Regions from separate parts of the Mus musculus genome. Here region 2 is linked to region 1. Evidence: chromatin contacts called from ENCODE Hi-C or POLR2A ChIA-PET data. All regions are on one chromosome and are shown on one strand. The core of a region is the stretch at or near the end of the contact, and the rest is flanking DNA. Distances in the headings are between cores, read along the strand shown. Region 1 holds the start of Phlda1 (pleckstrin homology like domain, family A, member 1). Region 2 has its middle 29 kb from the start of Gm30193.

The links. Hi-C counts contacts between places; a loop is a spot of excess contacts on that map. ChIA-PET counts read pairs that join two places held with the same protein, here RNA polymerase II (POLR2A).
Region 2: a loop to region 1 is called in a map of heart, with 7 times the contacts of the local background. The contact joins the enhancer-like site here to the promoter of Phlda1 in region 1. A Hi-C loop is called at or near these places in 13 of 37 maps with a recorded cell type or tissue (Patski, T-helper 1 cell, gastrocnemius and 3 more). POLR2A ChIA-PET finds 5 or more read pairs at or near these places in 2 of 5 experiments (Patski and embryonic stem cell).

What each region holds. Positions count from the first base shown.
Region 1 is chr10:111,503,337-111,509,044 of GRCm38, forward strand. Phlda1 (pleckstrin homology like domain, family A, member 1) reads left to right here and starts at 2,950. Exons shown (of 2, transcript NM_009344.3): 1 at 2,950-4,312; 2 at 4,724-5,313. The coding sequence starts at 3,069. The coding sequence ends at 4,286.
Region 2 is chr10:111,541,591-111,547,540 of GRCm38, forward strand. No RefSeq gene overlaps it. Among named protein-coding and RNA genes, the nearest start is that of Gm30193, 29 kb to the right of the region's middle. Within about 2 kb of position 2,391, at least 3 of the 3 ENCODE cell types and tissues checked have a DNase peak (open chromatin) inside an H3K27ac peak, as active enhancers do; they include gastrocnemius, heart and left cerebral cortex, where a contact is called at or near this core.

The DNA of each region.
Region 1 (5,708 bases), core at 1,700-4,199:
TCTATTAAAAATTAATAGACTTTAGAAGTTAGAAATTAATTTTTGAGGGTTCCCCCCAAGAAAACTAGGAAATAGTTGGGAAATCTTGGGTTTTATCAATGTGGGTGGGACTATTTGTGTTTTAAACACTGATAAAATACCTGATAATTTCATTGTATAGTAGCTTTTTAACTTTTTTTGTGCATATAGTGGGGTGGCAAGTATGCCATAGCCTTTAAGACCAGCAACTGTAACATCTGAGCCATTTTGTCCACTCTTGTTACTCTTGCAGGCATTGGGATGCTGGTATAGGAATACCTAACACTATTGCTAAAAAACTCCAAGCCCCATGGGATTCAATGTATATGGTAATTAGGGAATAATATGAGTCAAGTTTAGTGCGTGCTGTAGTACGTTTTAAAGATACACCAAGTGCAGATAGGGTTTGCTGGCTAGGTACTGAGAGGAAAGAATGGTGAAAGGCACGTGTTCTCAACGCATTTGCAATCTTTATGACCCATGTGTTGAAGTAGTTAAAAAAAAAAAAAAACCTTGATGACACAGGAAACTGGGAAGCGAGGTCTGGGATTACGGCAGAACACAGCTTGTGCACGGAGCTGGTCTGTTGCCCACACCCGACCTTGCTTCCCTCCCTCCCGCCCTCTGAGCTGTCTAGGCCCCTTGTCCATCAGAGTGCAGGGTGCTGGTGATGAATGCATTCGTTCTCTGCTTGCCATGTAGGTGGTGTATTTAGAGTCCTCAGTGGGTGTGTCCTGAGTAGACATTTTCATGAAATTGGGTCCTAAGGCTTGGAGCTCTAGTGTCTAAACCAGTTCATCCCAGAAGACCTTTTGTATGTTTACTGATTCCTAGTTACATGGTAACTAGAGTTTTCTTTTCAGGGTCCTTTTAAGTAAAATATCCCATTTTCCGTGATCAGTTCTTAAAGTCAAAGGCGCGTTTATAAGAGCTACTGAGTATCAGGCGTTTATAAGAGCTACTGAGTATCTAGCTTGGGGAATCTGCTTCACTCTTTGGCAATAAGTACTTGGCTATGCCAGGAAGGTGGAAAACAGAACACCTTAAAAACAAGTTGAATGAACCATTAATTATGTAAAGGAAAACATTTTTAATGTTTCCTGCATTTTCTGACGATTTATCTTTTGAGGATTTTGTTTGTTTGTTTGTTTTCTTTAGGAAAAAGTCTCTCTAGCCAGTTAAGTGAGGTGGCAGTTGAAATAAACAGAGCAGAGTTTCAGGCTACAAAATTCTGAAACTTAAATTTCCAATAATGGAACTTATTGTGGTCAATGTACACATAGCTTACCACAGAAATACTAATTGTGAAACAGCCAGAGGGAATCAGGGAATTTTAAAGTCTTTAGTCAGAATGAAGTGAACACGTTGGAAATCTATGATGACTGGGCATTTGCAACTGTTTTAGGAAAAATAGTGCCTGGTAAACTGGGCTACAGTTCACAGTTCAGTGCTTTTCCAAATGGGATACCTTTCTCAACTATGCCTCTCTGTGTTGGCTACAAACCTCTACCTGGCTTTAGGGACTCTGGATACTATAAATGCACTTTCCAGATAACAAGAGAATGCTGTTCTGCTGAAAAAAGACAGCTGGTAGTATAGGAACTCTGGAGTGCTGACCTGTTCTACAGAGGTGGGGGAAAGAAATTAAGGTGGTTAGTAATCAGAATTACAAGTCTATTCTTGGTATACACAAAGATAATGCTTATGCATGATCACATTAGAAATCTTTACATTTGTTTTTTTGGGGGGGGGGGGGAATGGGGAACAAAAACGAAAGGCTGTAAAATGAGTCCAAATGTAAGACTCAGAATTGTTTTTTTTGAACTGGTCCATTTGATCAGAACCTTGGGTGAAGGTCCAAGAACTCTGTTTTCGAGAAGACATTTCTGTTAGCTCTCAGATTAAGTTCGAGTTTCATAGCACGACACACGAAAGACTTTGAATAGTTCATCCTCGACATTCTCTTCGATTGGATTCCTGATTCTTCCTGGCGGTGTGGCAGCAGCCCTTGTCTGACCAACAGCCTGTTTTGTCCTATCTCCTTATGGTGAGAGGAGGCTTAGAGGTTATTTTCCCAAACTGGAGACTAGATCTGTGCTTTATAGTCTACCTTATCAGGAAAGGTTTAAAGGCAAGACGGAGACTAGGACTTTCCAGAGTCAGATTCCCACAGGTGTTTGTAGGACATTCGCCAAGGCTTGTGTGTATGACCTCCCAATGCTGGACATCTGCCTACCCTGCTACTGCTGTGGACTGCAAGGTCTGATCTAGAAGGAAACCCGAGGGCCTAGAGAGATGGCACTCCTCGCAGAGGTTCAATTCCCAGAACCTGTTCTAGGGATCTGCTGATTTCTGACCTGCGTTCTCATACAATACGTACTACACACACACAAGCAAAACATACACTCACAAAAACAAAAACCGCTTGGTGAGTCTGGCTATTTTGCCTGTGTTCTGTGGCAGGAAAGGAAGTCAAGAATGTATACCTGGAGTGAGTCCACCCTTATTTCCCTGTCACTACAAACTGGTAGCTTTATTGTTTTGCCTTAGCTAATTGCCCCCAGGAACAACTATTTATTTAATGGCTGAACAACACCAACAACAAAAAAGCTCGAAGCACTCTTGGGTTTTGTTCCCTGAGATGTTTACATAGCTATGGGGGGGGGGGGGGTAATGCCCGCTATGGAACTTCGTCCCCTAAGTTTTATGCCCTTGTCTGGAGTCGGCTCCGCGTTGACCCCAGGGGTGGCTCCCCAGGCCTGCCTGGATCTGCTACCCACCCCCGCAGCGGAGAGCCCACCTGCTAAGGAAGGGCCGGTCCGTGGGGGGATGGTTTTTCGGCGCCCTCTGGGCGTCGGCAGTCGCCGCCCGGCAGCCGCGGCGACCTCAGCGACCGCGTGGAGCCTCCAGGAGTTTCCAGAACCTGCTTCCAGGCGGCGCGGGCGGCCGTGGGCGGTGGGGCGGGGCGGGGGCGGAGCCGGCGGCGGGGCTGGGGCGGAGCCGGCGGCGGGGGGCGTGTCCGCGGCGGGCTCTGGGAAGGCCCCAAGTTAATGAGGCGTACGCCGGCTGCCGAGCGCCTCTCGGAGCTGGGTTTTCCCCCGCGGCGCGGGCGCCAGGAGCCGCCTTTTCCGCTGGGTGTCACTCGGGGGTGGGGAGGGTGGCCCATTGAAAAGCGCCGCGAGGGGCCCCGGCCAGTGCCCTTCAGTGAGCGCTCGCCGGAGGACGGCAGAGAGCAGCCCGCTCACGGCTCCGGGATCTTGTGGCGAGTCAGGACGCGCCTGTCCCTCTGCCGGGACCCCGAGCCACCGCCGCCGCCGCCACCGCTCTGTCTCCTGCGAGTCAGCCTTCTCTGCGCGCTCCGGGCGGGCGGCCGCGGAAGCCGCTGGGGCGAGGACGGCGCAGGGCTGCTACTGCTACCCCCAGCCGGAGCGTCTGGAAGCCTGAAGGCCGAGCGGAGCAGCAGCACCCCTTATGCCGGAAGGATGCTGGAGAACAGCGGCTGCAAGGCGCTGAAGGAAGGAGTGCTGGAAAAGCGAAGCGACGGGCTGCTGCAGCTCTGGAAGAAAAAGTGCTGCATCCTCACCGAGGAAGGGCTACTGCTCATACCGCCCAAGCAGCTACAACAGCAGCAGCAGCAGCAACAGCCCGGGCAGGGGACGGCCGAACCGTCCCAACCTAGTGGCCCCACCGTCGCCAGCCTTGAGCCACCAGTCAAGCTGAAGGAATTGCACTTTTCCAATATGAAGACTGTAGACTGCGTGGAGCGCAAGGGCAAGTACATGTACTTCACTGTGGTGATGACGGAGGGCAAAGAGATCGACTTTCGGTGCCCCCAGGACCAGGGCTGGAACGCCGAGATCACGTTGCAGATGGTGCAGTACAAAAATCGCCAGGCCATACTGGCGGTCAAGTCTACCAGGCAGAAGCAGCAGCACCTGGTCCAGCAGCAGCCTCCGCAGACGCAGCAGATCCAACCCCAGCCCCAGCCGCAGATCCAACCCCAGCCCCAGCCGCAGATCCAGCCTCAACCCCAACCCCAGCCCCAACCTCAGCCCCAACCTCAGCCCCAACCCCAACCCCAACAGCTCCACTCCTACCCGCATCCGCATCCTCATCCTTACTCTCACCCGCACCAGCACCCACACCCGCACCCGCACCCGCACCCTCACCCTCACCCTCACCCGTACCAACTCCAGCACGCGCACCAGCCTCTTCACTCGCAGCCGCAGGGTCACCGGCTTCTCCGCAGCACCTCCAACTCTGCCTGAAGAGGGCGGCACCCGGGCCACTCAAGGTAAGGTCCTGGCAACCTGGGACACCTAGAAACGTGCCAGCATGGCTGTTGGGAAGAGTAGGAAGCTTGTTGACCGATTTCGCTCCCGAAGCAAAGTTTAAAAAAAAAAATCGTTTCAAGTTTCTGGAGAGGTGGAAAGAAGATGGGCAAGCCGGAGCTTGTAGAGGCAGGGCGGGGAGAGAAGAGCCGGAGGAATTCCGCCAGGGAGCAGGGCACGGGGACCACCTACCCACCACCGTGGTGATCACTCTTGTTCAGTGCCATCCTCCTTTGGGCTGCTTTATTGTGTGCCTCCGCACCAACGTAAAGACCTTGGTGTCCTTCTGGGCACTCGGTCCTTTGTACTGGCCGGGAGGGAACAGGGTCTTGACTCCTGAGTCACTCATTTCATTCCGTGTCCTTTCTTTCCAGGTTTTGAGGACTTCGGAAAGTGGGAAGAGTGCATTGCTATTCAGTTCACTTGGATCAAAACCAACAGAGTCTCCCCACCCCGCGCCTGATCAAGTAGTTTGGACTTCACCCGACGGATAACGCGCGCTTGCAGTTCCCTCGTAGTTTTCTGCATAATGTTCATCACAGTTGCAGGAAGCAGATTTTGCGTCGAGATGACTTTATTTATGGACCTTTGGAAGGATCACCTAACGTAATGGACCTTTGTAGGAACAATTTATGTACTGTAATTTTATTTTAATGTTATTTTGGATTATGATTATTTATTAGTTTTTTTATGCCTAATCTAAGACATTTCTGAATGTAGGCCACCTCCTCCCCCTCCTCGCCAAAAAGAAAAAGAAAAAAAGAAAAAAAAAAAAGAAACTTTATTTTCAGAAACAGATTTCTTAGTAAGCCCTGATCTTGGAAGAGAAAAAGGGAAAGGGGTGGTGGAGGGGGGCAAACATGAAAAAAAAATGGGTTCAGTATTCCCAGGACATTCTCATAAAGTCGACTCTTTCATTGTATTTGAAGACGTTGAAATTAAATTCTGATATTACTTTCAGTTTCTAAAGGTCTCTTTTTCATAGACGTGCTATGTAGTGTGTACAGATGTCTCTTTCTAAAGCTGAGTGGGTCAGAGTGTATAATTATGAAAACCTGGTGGTTACAATCCTGCTTTTTCTAGGAAGAAATCAGTATGAATGACACTGGGTTTGAAAACATTTAAATGCTACCCCAGCGGGAAGCCTGAGGCCTGGCTTGGGGGTGTGGTGAGTGGAGTCTGCTGGGGGGTGGGGGGGTTGTAGTGGCTGCATAGGAAACCAAATGTAGAGACCTGGAGCAGAGAGCTGGGCTCGGGTGCCCCGGGGATTCAATCCTAGCACCACAAAATCTCATTTTGATTGTGAGTATTAGTGCTTCCATTTTAAAATTAGGGGGTGCCCCACTTGAGAGTATTTTT
Region 2 (5,950 bases), core at 1,141-3,640, 38 kb after region 1:
TAGAAGAACTGATGCCTATTAAAAAAAAACAACAACAACTTAGCAGGAAACCTGGTGTCTGAGAAGAAATAAATAGGTAATAGTTACTTAGAAACATTTTTTTTTTTTTGAGCCAGGGTCTCATGTATCCCAGTTGTCCCGAACTCAATATGTAGCAGAAGGTGACCTTGAACTTCTAATCCTCCTGCCTCTACCTCCCGAGTACGTGTTGCAGGTGTGTGCCACCATGCCCAGTTTATGCAGTGTTGAGGATGGAGCTCAGGGCTTTGTGCTTATTAGAGAAACACTGTAGTGTAGAGGGATTTTAACCCAGCTACATGGCTACTCTGGCTGGAATACAGACATACCCTTACAGCATACCTGGAATACAGACACACCCTTACAGCATGGCTGGAATACAGACATACCCTTACAGCATACCTGGAATACAGACACACCCTCACAGCATGGCTGGAATACAGACATACCCTTACAGCATACCTGGAATACAGCACACACCTTTAATCCCAAACAATGAAGGTAAAGTTGTTTGTAGAAGGAAGCACCCATGTTTGAAAGTGATTTGTCTAATTGAGTGGCAGACAAAGTGACGAATCAGAGAAAGATTTGACAGATAGGCTATGCCCAACTCTCACAAAAACAGTGAAGAGAGGTGACTTAAGAGAAAGCAGGACAGAGAAAGGGAGGAGAGTTTTACCTGGAAAGTTCTACAGAGATAGGTTGAAGAGAGAACAGCTAATCACAGGTGAAGACAGAATGAGCCAGAGAGTGAGAAGGAGTCAAAAGATTAGAATAGATTGCCAAAGTTAGTATGAGCAATTAAGTTAGAAGCTAAGAGAATTTGAATCAGTCAGTTTGGAGAGGAGTTTGAGCCAGAACAGAGGAGTTGGTCAGCTAGCCAGAGTTCAGAAAAAACAAAAAACAACAACAACAAAAAACCTTGAAAGTGTGAGCTTATTTGGCAGTAAGTCTCAGAGGCTGAAAACATTCTAGACCTAGTATTTGATGTCCATATTAAGTTTTTTTGTTAATTTTTTTTTGGGGGGGGGGGTTCGAGACAGGGTTTCTCTGTGTAGCTCTGGCTGTCCTGGAACTCACTTTGTAGACCAGGTTGGCCTCGAACTCAGAAATCTACCTGCCTCTGCCTCCTGAGTGCTGGGATTAAACGCGTGCGCCACCACCACCCGGCCTGGATTCTTTTCTGCATTACAGTCATGGGTCTTGGGTCTGCCTGAGTCGAGTCTCTGAGAAGTTAGGAGCCCCTGAGGCTCCCTGGTTGCTGCAACTCTGTACCATGACAGGAGCCTGAGGAACTTCCATTACCAGTGATAAATGCTGAAGGCGAAGAAGCAATAGACGCTGCCTGCCTGACTGGAACAAACTGTCTCCTCTTTGTCACTTAAGCAAGCCAACTGCTGTTGGGGGGAGCAAGGAGAAGGAATGTGGAAGTATTTAGTGGGCAGTTCGGATGGGAGAGAGGGATGCATCGAGGATCAATCCCAGGCTTCCTTTTTGAGAAATGGTCAGAGCATCATCCACTATACAGTGCCTCTGCACCAAGCACAGAAGGCCGTGAACCGAGCTGCAGGTTTCATGAACACCCCCGACTCCCACTTCTGTAATTATGAGGAGTATTTTTTCCTAGTGAAGTGTGCTGCTTTGAGGGACCGTGTCTTCTTTTCATAATGAGTCTAGCAAGCTGAGCTACCATCTGTAGACCCAGATGAGGAGAGAGATTACATTAAAAACCTACCTTGGCCCGAGGAAGTACTTTTCAGACACGTAGCTAACCATTTTCTAAGCTGAAGTGTGAGCAGAGAAGTTGCACACTCTCACCTCCACACACTGAGCTCAAATAGATTCAAATGCAGGCATCGAGAAGCACACAGTTAGATGGCAATTTAAAGCTCTGCCTTGTGGCCTTCACTGCCCTTTTACTCTTGGCTCTGTCTATGTTCTTTGAGAGAACTGTATTTTGCTTTCCTATTAGCATCGGGGAAGGACCCCATTCTGCTTTTATTTCAAACTTCAACCACCCCTACACGTGTTCGATTCCTCTTGAGATGCCATTGATGCGCCAGCCTGGTACTGGAAGCTCACTGCCTTTCCCGAGGCAAGGCTCTGGGATTCCATCTTTTGAATCTCTGAATCACAGATGCCTTCCCACTTGCACACTGGCGGGAGCTCAGTGGACTTCCTCTAAGCAAGCCAAGCAAATTCTCTAAATGCCAGATGTAAGATGGGAATTCAAAGGTCATGGTTCTCCTCTGTGCTGCCCCCATTCCCACCCCGGCTAGGAGTGTGAGAAGTTCACATGACTGCACAAGACACCACTGGGCACTGCTAACTGCCATCCGTGCCAACGCATAGGCTCTGCTCTCTGTATCATAGAATGACTGTCTGTATTTGCTGAGCTTGTCTCTCCTGACCCGAGTCTCCAGCTCTCCCAGCCAATGCATTTGCATCATTTCTGTGTGTGCCTTGTTTGACCTGCCTCTTCTCCAGCACTGTGAGCCGGTCTGTGGGTGGTTCCCCCTCCCAGCCCCCACTGCCATGAAGAATGACAAGGGCAAAGGTCAGAAACTCCTATGATTCATTTCCTCTTTGCTGCACGCAGTGGATAGCTTTCTGGATGAGTCACTCGGATGCCAAGTATGGGACTGGGGTGGGGGCTCCTTTACATGAACCCCAAGGCGCTGCTATGCCCCCTCTCCGTTAGAAGAACAGAGTTCTTAAGAGCCCTTACAATTTTTGTATTTTCCTCCTGTGGTGTTATAAGCCCATCTGTGCCCTCTTTCTTTGTCCTGTTTGCTTGGATAACATTATCATCTTTTGTGGTCTCCTTGAATTCTGACTCCAGAATTGGCAGACACTTAAAATAGACCTCAAATGTGCTCTTATATTAATACATTTTCCAGGGGCTAGAGGAATAGCTCAGTGGGTTAAGTGCATGTTGCATAAGTATGATGGCTTGGGTTCAAATCCCCAGAACCTACATGAAAAAGCCAGATGTGGTTTGGGTGATGGTGGAGATGCACGCCTTTGATCCCAGCTCTCGGGAGGCAGAGAGCTGGATCTCCGAGTTCAAGGCCAGCCTGATCTCCAACGTGAGTTCCAGGACAGCCAGGACTATACAGAGAAACCCTGTCTCTAAAAACAAAAACAAACAAACAAAAGGCTAGATGTGCTGCCTGGCTGATACTTGTAATCTCAGTGCCAAGAGATAGAGAAAGAGAGATTCCCTGGGGTTGCTGGCCAACCAGCCTACTCTAATCTGTAAACTACAGGCCAATGAAAAACTTGGTCTCATAAAACAGGATGGGGCTGGAGAGACAGCTGAGTGGTTCTGAGTAAGTACTTCTCTTGCAGATGATGTAAGTTCAGTTCCGAGCACTGACCTGGGATGGCTCATAATTGACTGTAACTTCAGTTAGAGATTATCTGACACCCTAGCCTGGTCTCTCTAGGTACCTACCTACATATGAACATACCCACACAGAGATACACGCCCACATAACTAAAAATCACCGGGCATTGGTGGTGTATGCTTTTAATCCCAGCAATTGGGATAGGGGACAGAGGCAGAGGCAGATGGATCTCTGAATCCAAGGCTAGCATGGCCTATAGATCAAGTTCCAGGACAGTCAGGATTATACAGAGAAGCCTGTCTCAAAAACAAAAAACAAAACAAAACATAAAAAAAATAAAATAAATGCTAGAAAACAGCAACAATATGGTGGAATGCGTGTGAGGAATGACTCATGAAGATGACTTGGCTTTGACACATGTGCACATATGGAGACACATGAACATGAACACATATACATATACACACACAAAATAAAAATATGCTCTCATGTCATTTAGACTAAACTATTCAGAGAAGTGTAGTCATGGATCCTCAAGAAAAAAAAAATCCGCCTTCCAGAAGGACAGCATATGGCGACAGCAGACATCAGCTAAGGAAGATGACAATTGTACTTCACACTGAGGTCCCTATCAAGGTGTTGTTTCCTCAATGAAGGGAGGTCACTGTTTTGTTTTTGCCTTTATATACAAACAGAAAACTAAGTGCACAGTATAAGAAATAATTATCAACCAAACACCCTCCATCAAGAAATGAAACAGGTCCAGCCCAGAAGCCCCTCCTTTGTTTGCCTTCCAGACAACGCCCTTGCCACTCCTTGGGGTACCCCTATCTGTGGTAGCCACTCCCTTGCTTTTGTGATTATGTCTGTGTGCTGGTTAATTACTTTCAGGGCAGTATCACCTTTATCTTCTGCACATGGCACCGTGTAATTCATTTGTGTTAAGTAATGACCACAGGGGACACGGGGCTAGCTCTGTGTGTGTGTAGTAGTCTTTCTTCTTCTCAGAATTGCACAGAACTGCTAACCCATGTCTCCAGTCGTGAACTAAGAGCACTTCTGCTAAAACATACATTTAGAATGATAACACTGTGGAGGTGAAGTAAGCAAGACACTTGCAGTGGTCCAAGCATGCCAATGCAGTGGTCCAAACCTGACACTGCAGTGGTCCAAGCCTGACACTGCAGTGGTCCAAGCCTGACACTGCAGTGGTCCAAGCATGCCAATGCAGTGGTCCAAGCCTGACACTGCAGTGGTCCAAGCATGACACTGAAGTGGTCCAAACCTGACACTGCAGTGGTCCAAGCCTGACACTGCAGTGGTCCAAGCCTGACACTGCAGTGGCCCAAGCATGACAATGCAGTGGTCCAAACATGACACTGCAGTGGTCCAAGCATGACAATGCAGTGGTCCAAGCCTGACACTGCAGTGGTCCAAGCATGGCACTGCAGTGGCCCAAGCCTGACGCTGCAGTGGTCCAAGCATGACACTGCATGACACTTACAGTGGTCCTCCTACGTGCTGCAGTTTCTAGGCTGCAAGTAGAGTTACATAGCTCCCGCAGGGAAGACTGAGCCCCTCCTTATTCTAGGCTCTTTTCTCTAACTTTAGTGGGAAACAGCCCAGCAATGTCAAAATCTACAGAACCCACTCGTGACAGGAGCCTTTTTCTAGTTCCAGGGTTCCCCTCCCCACCCTCAACTTCTCACTTGCTATTTCTGTGTAGTTTTTGGGGGGGGGGCTTTTAGATCTTCCTTGATCTGGAATATTCTCTGCTGAACTAGGGAAAGAGGGTAAGTGGGATGGGACATAAAGTCTTATTCTTAGCTTCTTTTACTTCCACAGTTTCCTTTATTTTTTTGTCACCGGCTAACACAGCTTCGCTCAGGGGCAGACAGCTAACAGTATTTTATAGATACCAACGATACTCGGGATGGTGGCTTACTGTTCCTACTGTGTAAGAAAGGCCACTGTCACTAGAAAGCTTCAGAAACTATCAAAGGCTCACCACACTAGACACCAGGAATTCAAAGGTTGAGCTCAAAAGCTAAGTTCTTTGTTTGTTTGTATGTTTTCAGGTTTTGTTTTTTTGTTTGTTTGTTTGTTTGTTTGTTTTTGTTTTTTGTTTGAGACAAGGTTTCTTTATGTAGCCCTGACTGTCCTGGAAACTTATTCTGTAGACCAGACTGGCCTGGAACTCAGGGATCTGCCTACTTTTGGCTCCCAAGTCCTGGGATTAAAGGTGTGCATGCCCTGCCCCCCCCTCCCCCCCAGCTAAGTTCTTCTTAGGCAAGTCCCCTCTGTGTTTATTTGGCTGAGGACCCTGGACTTGCTTCATAGCCACCGTATTAATTCTCTCTCTCTGTCTCTCTCCCTCTCCCTCTCTTTTCTCTCTCTCCCTTCTTTCCTTCCTTCCTTCCTTCCTTCCTTCCTTCCTTCCTTCCTTCCTTCCTTCCTTCCTTCCTTCCTTTCTTTCTTTCTTTCTTTCTTTCTTTCTTTCTTTCTTTCTTTCTTTCTTTCTTTCTTCCTTTCTGAGTTCTTACTGCTGTTAGATAGGAAATATGCTCTCGTGTTTGTTGGTA